Regions from separate parts of the Homo sapiens genome. Here region 1 is linked to region 2. Evidence: chromatin loops called from intact Hi-C (ENCODE). Cell type or tissue: OCI-LY7. All regions are shown on one strand. Links, peaks and the distances in the headings refer to the core of each region. The heading gives the core; the rest is flanking DNA.

Region 1 (2,917 bases), core at 324-2,823, 110 kb before region 2:
TGTACACCATTTGACTTATATTAACGGGATCACTCTGGCATCCGGGTTGAGGATAGGGAGCAAGAGAGGAAGAAGGGAGGGCAGGTAGGGGCTGCAAAAGTAATACAAGCAAGAGAACTTAGTGGTATGGACCAAGGTAGAGAAGGACAGACTCTGGGTCTATTTTGAAGGTAGAGCCAATGGGATTTGCTGACAAATTGACTACAGAATGCAAAATACGCTGGGTGTGGTGGCTCACCGCAGTAATCCCAGCACTTTAAGAGGCCGAGGAGAGTGGATCACGAGCTCAAGAAATCAAGACCGTCGTGGCCAACATTGTGAAACACCGTCTCTACTAAAAATACAAAAATTAGCTGGGTGTGCTGGCATGCGCCTGTAGTCCCAGCTACTTGGGAGGCTGAGGCAGGAGAATCGCTTGAACCTGGGAGGCGGAGGTTACAGTGAGCTGAGATCATGCAACTGCACTTCAGCCTGGTGACAGAGAGACTCCATCTCAAAAAAAAAAAAAGGCAAAATACAGAGATCTAGGATGACTTTAAGGTTTCTGCCTTGAACAACTGTTAGGATAAAGTTGCCATTCCTAACATGCATAAAGTGGGGAGGAAGTGCCGTGGAGAAAAGTGGGGTTGAAGATCAGGGGCTGGGCTTTGGGCATACTAAGGCTGAGCTTCTTACTAAGTGTTCAGGTGGAGACATTGAAGAGGAAGTTGGAGATATAAGAATAAAGTTTCATAAACGCGTCCAGGCTAGAGATATACATTTGTGATTCACCAGTATATAGACAGCATTTTAAGCCATGAGACAGAACCTCAAAATATAGCATGCAGAAGGATAAGAAAGGTGACATGGTTTGCCCTGGGTCAGGCATCAAGGGAGAATTTGACCAAAATCATCCTTTTCTCACCTTTAACTTACAAGTTGGAATCAAGGGCAGGCTACGCACCTAAGAAAGCCTTGCTGAAGGGTGACCATCAGCTTTCACCCTCCTGTAGATGCCTGGAGGGGTTCTGTGTTGGGGGGTTGGGGGACAGATTTATGTGACCCATTTAAAAGAACAGAAAGGTGAGTAGAAGCTGCTGGATTCAGTTAGAACTACTCAGGGTCAAGATTCCAAACTGTGGCTGTTGGTGCCAAGGAATCCACAGTTTTATCCAGAGGTGTGCTTGATAATAAAGCATTCTGTATCAGTCTGAAGAAAGGTTTCGAAGGTTTCAAATGGGAGCAATCCTAGAATATAAAGTCAGAAATGTTCTCTACCGAAAGAAAAGCAAAAGCAATCAATATCAAAATGACGAGTTTAGCCATCAACAGAAAGCCTCCAACATAAAAGATGACTTGATACTATATTGAAGATGAGACTAGAGTATTTCTCAATCTTCCACAAAAAAAAAAAGCAGAATGTTTTCCAAATGCAATCAAGGATAGCCAGGTGTCTTCCTTATCCAATCAAGAGGCTAGACTCTCGCTCAAATCCAATAACAGTGGCCCTGAGAAATGGGACTAGAATGTAGAGCAAGTCATGAAGGAACACTGACATCTGCTCTATTGCATTATGATCCCTGTCTGGGGTGGCGCTGTGTCAACAGAAATAGATTAAGAAATGGGGTGTGAGGGGTGGAGAGTGCTATCAAATAGTTTAAATGCATCACCCTTCACCTGGTGCTTTCGAGGAGAAGGGAGTACACAGACCCTCACGGATTGATCTCAGTGCTGTCCAGAAAAAAGAACTTACAAGAAGGAGGAATTTAGTGAGTGAACAAAGGTTAATTACAACATCCTGTAAGGGCCAGGTGCGGTGGCTCACACCTGTAATCCCAGCACTTTGAGATGCTGAAGCAGGCAGATCACCTGAGGTCAGGAGTTTGAGACCAGCCTGACCAAAATGGCAAAATCCTGTCTCTACTAAAAATACAAAAATTAGCCGGGCATGGTGGCGCACACCTGTGATCCCAGCTACTCAGGAGGCTGAGGCAGGAGAACTGCTTGAACCTGGGAGGCAGAGGTTGCAGTGAGCCGAGATCATGCCATTGCACTCCAGCCTGGGTGACAGAGCAAGAATCTGTCTAAAAAATTAATAAATAAATAATAATTAAAAAATTAAAAATAAAAAAATAAAAAATCCTGTAAGAAAAAATGTCCCATAAGAAGGTAATTCCTAGCCAGGCGCAGTGGCTCACACCTATAATCTCAGCACTTTGGGAGGCCTAGGCGGGTGGATCATGAGGTCAGGAGATCAAGACCATCCTGGCTAACATGGTGAAACCCTGTCTCTACTAAAAACACAAAAAATTAGCCGGGCGTGGTGGTGGGCGCCTGTAGTCCCAGCTACTCAGGAGGCTGAGGCAGGAGAATGGCATGAACCCAGGAGGCAGAGCTTGCAGTGAGCCGAGATTACTTCACTGCACTCCAGCCTGGGCAATAGGGCGAGACTCCGTCTCAAAAAAAAAAAAAAAAAAAAAAGGTAATTCCTGTTCTTCTGTTCCCACACCGATCAATCTTCCGCAGGACCCGCCCATCAGGAAGGCATGCCCTGAGCACAGAAGGGTCTTTTTAAAATTCCAATTCACCTTCAATCTCTTCTGAACAAAATGTATGATTTTAGAATGTGTTGTATAAACATTTGTCTGATCATTTAATTAAGCTATTACCAAAAGAAGATTCATGAAAATACATTATTTCACCATCAAACCAGCAAATCTAGAAGAAGACTAATTAATCCAGAAGACTAATCTGTTCTAAATTAGAGATCCTTAATGTTTTAAGCACATAAATACAAGGTTAAATTTTGACAAAACAACAAATTAGAACAACCACCCAATAAAATAAAGAAACCCTGATAATAAACAGACCTTTCTCCAACAGTGACTAAAACTATGTTAGAATATAATATTCTACTTCAGTTTTTTTACATTGTTGA
Region 2 (2,917 bases), core at 244-2,743:
GGATGGATCCCTCATCCATCCACTGAGTTAGAACTGGTAAGAGTTTCCAGCCTTCTGATTTTCTGAACACGCAGTGCCGAGGTTAAGATGGAGGGCAGGAGTTAGTGGGAACCCTTTTGTTATCTATGAGGCTTCATTTGCCTAACTTTCATCATTTCTGAACCTCCATAAGGGCAGTTTATTGTATTATAAAAGGTTATTTGCATAAAAATCTTCATTTGTTTTCTTGAAATTATGTTAACAGAAAAAACAGCACACGACAGTATAAACACCTCTCACACAAACAGCTATCAAGAGATAATTTAAATGTTTTCTAGGGAGGCCGAGGTGAACAAATCGCTTGAGGCCAGAAGTTCAAGACCAGCCTGGCCAACATGGTGAAATGCTATCTCTACTAAAAATACAAAAATTAGCTGGGTGTGGTGGTACATGCCTGTAATTTCAGCTACTGCCGCGAGGGGGTGGGGGTTGGGGGTTGGGGGCTGAGGCAAGAGGATTGCATGAGCCCAGGAGGCAGAGTTTGCAGTGAGCTGAGATTGCCTGGGTGACAGAGAGAGACCCTGTCTAAAAAAAAAAAAAAAAAAAAATTTAAATTTAACATTTATGAGGGCCTTTTTTCTATGAAGTTGCCTGTATTTCCATTTTTTTTTTCAAAAAGTATATCTGTATTGGAGTTAAAAATGGTTTGATGGAATAATATTTCAACTAACTGAAATTATATTTTAATTATTATCCATCTCCAATATTTATTATAGTCCTAGTGTACAGTTTGTTGAGCCCATATTTTCCCTGAGGACTGAAGTCACTGTGAGTAAACTGCCACAAGGTTATTTTATTTCTGGAGGTTGTCTCCCCTAAGTACTGTGAAAACCTATCCTCTTGACGGGGTGCCAACATGGACATTTTCTCATTCACCGAGTAGGAGAAGTCTGCAGGCACTTTTCATTATTTAAGAATTCATGGCCCGGCGCGGTGGCTCATGCCTGTAATTTGGAAGGCCGAGGCAGGCGGATCACGAGGTCGGGAGATCGAGACCATCCTGGCTAACACGGTGAAACCCCACCTCTACTAAAAATACAAAAAAATTAGCCGGTGCGGTGGCGGACACCTGTAGTCCCAGCTACTCGGGAGGCTGAGGCAGGAGAATGGTGTGAACCCGGGAGGCGGAGCTTGCAGTGAGCCGGGATCCCGCCACTGCACTCCAGCCTGGGTGACAGAGCGAGACTCCGTCTCAGAAAAAAAAAAAAAAAAGAATTCACAGCAAAAGATAAAAGCTTTTATTTTTGTTATTTATTTTTGTTTTATGAACGTGGCCCTTTCAGCTTTATAAGAACAATCCATATCGGTGTGCGAAAACCACACACAACCACTCTCCCGAGGAACACACATCCAGGTAGCCGAAGCCTGAATGAAACAGTATGTTTGCCCTTGGTTTTCATGGAAGCCTCAGGTCCTCCTACCGCCTCCCCAAGGCCTGTGCTCATAGCTTTTCTAGACCCTAGGAGACTGGACCCGGGCAGCCCGCTCACCTCTGCCTCGCTCTTTAACTGCAGCGCCCTCTGGTGTACGTCTTGATTTTAGCAGCCGAAGTCACTGGCCCTGTGTCATGCTGCTGGTGCGTCCTGGTGGTAGTTTTATCTTCTGTTTCTCTCAGGTAGCATCTAGAGATAAGTTAGAACGACAAGAGTTTGTAAGAAAAAAATAACAATAAAAACTCTGGAAGCCAGATTCTCCAATGCCCACCATAAAATGCCAAGGAAATAACCTCACTCTCCCCTAAGGACCTGGAGACATTGGCTTAGGAACTCACCTCATTTAGGGCAACTGCCTCATCTGAAAGACAAGAAATGAACACCCGGAGGAGTTAAGTGGCTTGTCAGGCTGATACAGTGAGTTGGGTTGACCACCTAGGCCTTCTGCTATCTATGATGGAAAGAGCTACAATTCACTGAGTATTTATTACCACGAGCCAAGCACCATGCTAAGTCTATTACAGGCATTGGCTTATTTGAGGCCCACAGCAATATATTGAGGTGGGTACTATCATGATGCCTATTTTACACACAGAGAAGCATAAGCTTTGCAATCAAGACTGAGGAAACGTGCATGCTCCATGTCACACAAACACAGGTTTTGAAGCAGGCAGTCTGACTGCAGGGCCGGTGCTTGAAACCACTACTGATCTTACTGTCTTTGTGGCAATTGTATACTTAGATATGGATATGCACATATGTAGATACATGGATACAGGTGTATGGATGTACATGAATTTACACGTGTATGATATATCAGTAAGCAAGATATGGTATCATTTTGCATATTTTGAAACTTAAACCAAATGGTATTATAATTGTATGTACTTGGAGGGCAGATGGGGGAAGGATAAATCCATTCACCTGCTTTCTGCTGTGCCTTCCTATACTACAGAAACAGGAAAGCTAAAAACTACATTTCCCAGACTCCTTTACAACCAGAGTCAGGATGTGGTGCAGATTCAGTCACTCTAATGTGGGGGAATTGCAGCAGGGACCAGGCATCTGCTGCTCTTGCTGCCAAGCCCAGCAGGGGAGATATTCAGGTTTCTGGGCAGCATTAGCTGAGGTCTTGGGCTCTGGTCGCTGGCTCTGAGGTGCTGAGAGCAGGGCACGTGGCATCCACTTTGAAGCTGAAAATCTTCGCAGGCACAGTGGGGTCTGGAGCAGGCAACAGCGGATGTGGCTTCTGAGGGTGGTAGGTTTCTGATTATGGATGGATTCCTTCCTTGTCTTGGTGGCTTCCTAACTGTGGCAGTAGTGATGTGGTAAAGAGTCAGCAGCCTTTTGATCCTAGTGGCTCACATGGGCTTTGGATGGCTTCATGGGGCTATGCAAACAGATGTTGGAGTCCAGAGTCTGCCAAGAGTGGGACTGGACCCTCG

What was found. A loop is a pair of places that touch in the nucleus more often than their neighbours do. Peaks named below come from ENCODE experiments on the same cell type or tissue, not always from the same donor. Only the 100,000 strongest peaks of a DNase experiment are listed, where the experiment ranks them.
Region 1: it touches region 2 in a loop (6-fold over the local background); 4 of 110 quality-filtered maps call a loop at or near these places.

The regions. Positions count from the first base shown.
Region 1 is chr6:150,188,026-150,190,942 of GRCh38, reverse strand. All of the region lies in intron 1 of PPP1R14C (protein phosphatase 1 regulatory inhibitor subunit 14C), which reads right to left. Among named protein-coding and RNA genes, the nearest start is that of PPP1R14C, 46 kb to the right of the region's middle. RefSeq lists a silencer at 987-1,192. In OCI-LY7, for the core only: CTCF peaks have their summits at 1,561 and 1,592; a DNase peak (open chromatin) is centred at 1,572.
Region 2 is chr6:150,079,473-150,082,389 of GRCh38, reverse strand. No RefSeq gene overlaps it. Among named protein-coding and RNA genes, the nearest start is that of ULBP3, 12 kb to the right of the region's middle. In OCI-LY7, for the core only: CTCF peaks have their summits at 1,359 and 1,565 (motif pointing left); a DNase peak (open chromatin) is centred at 1,549.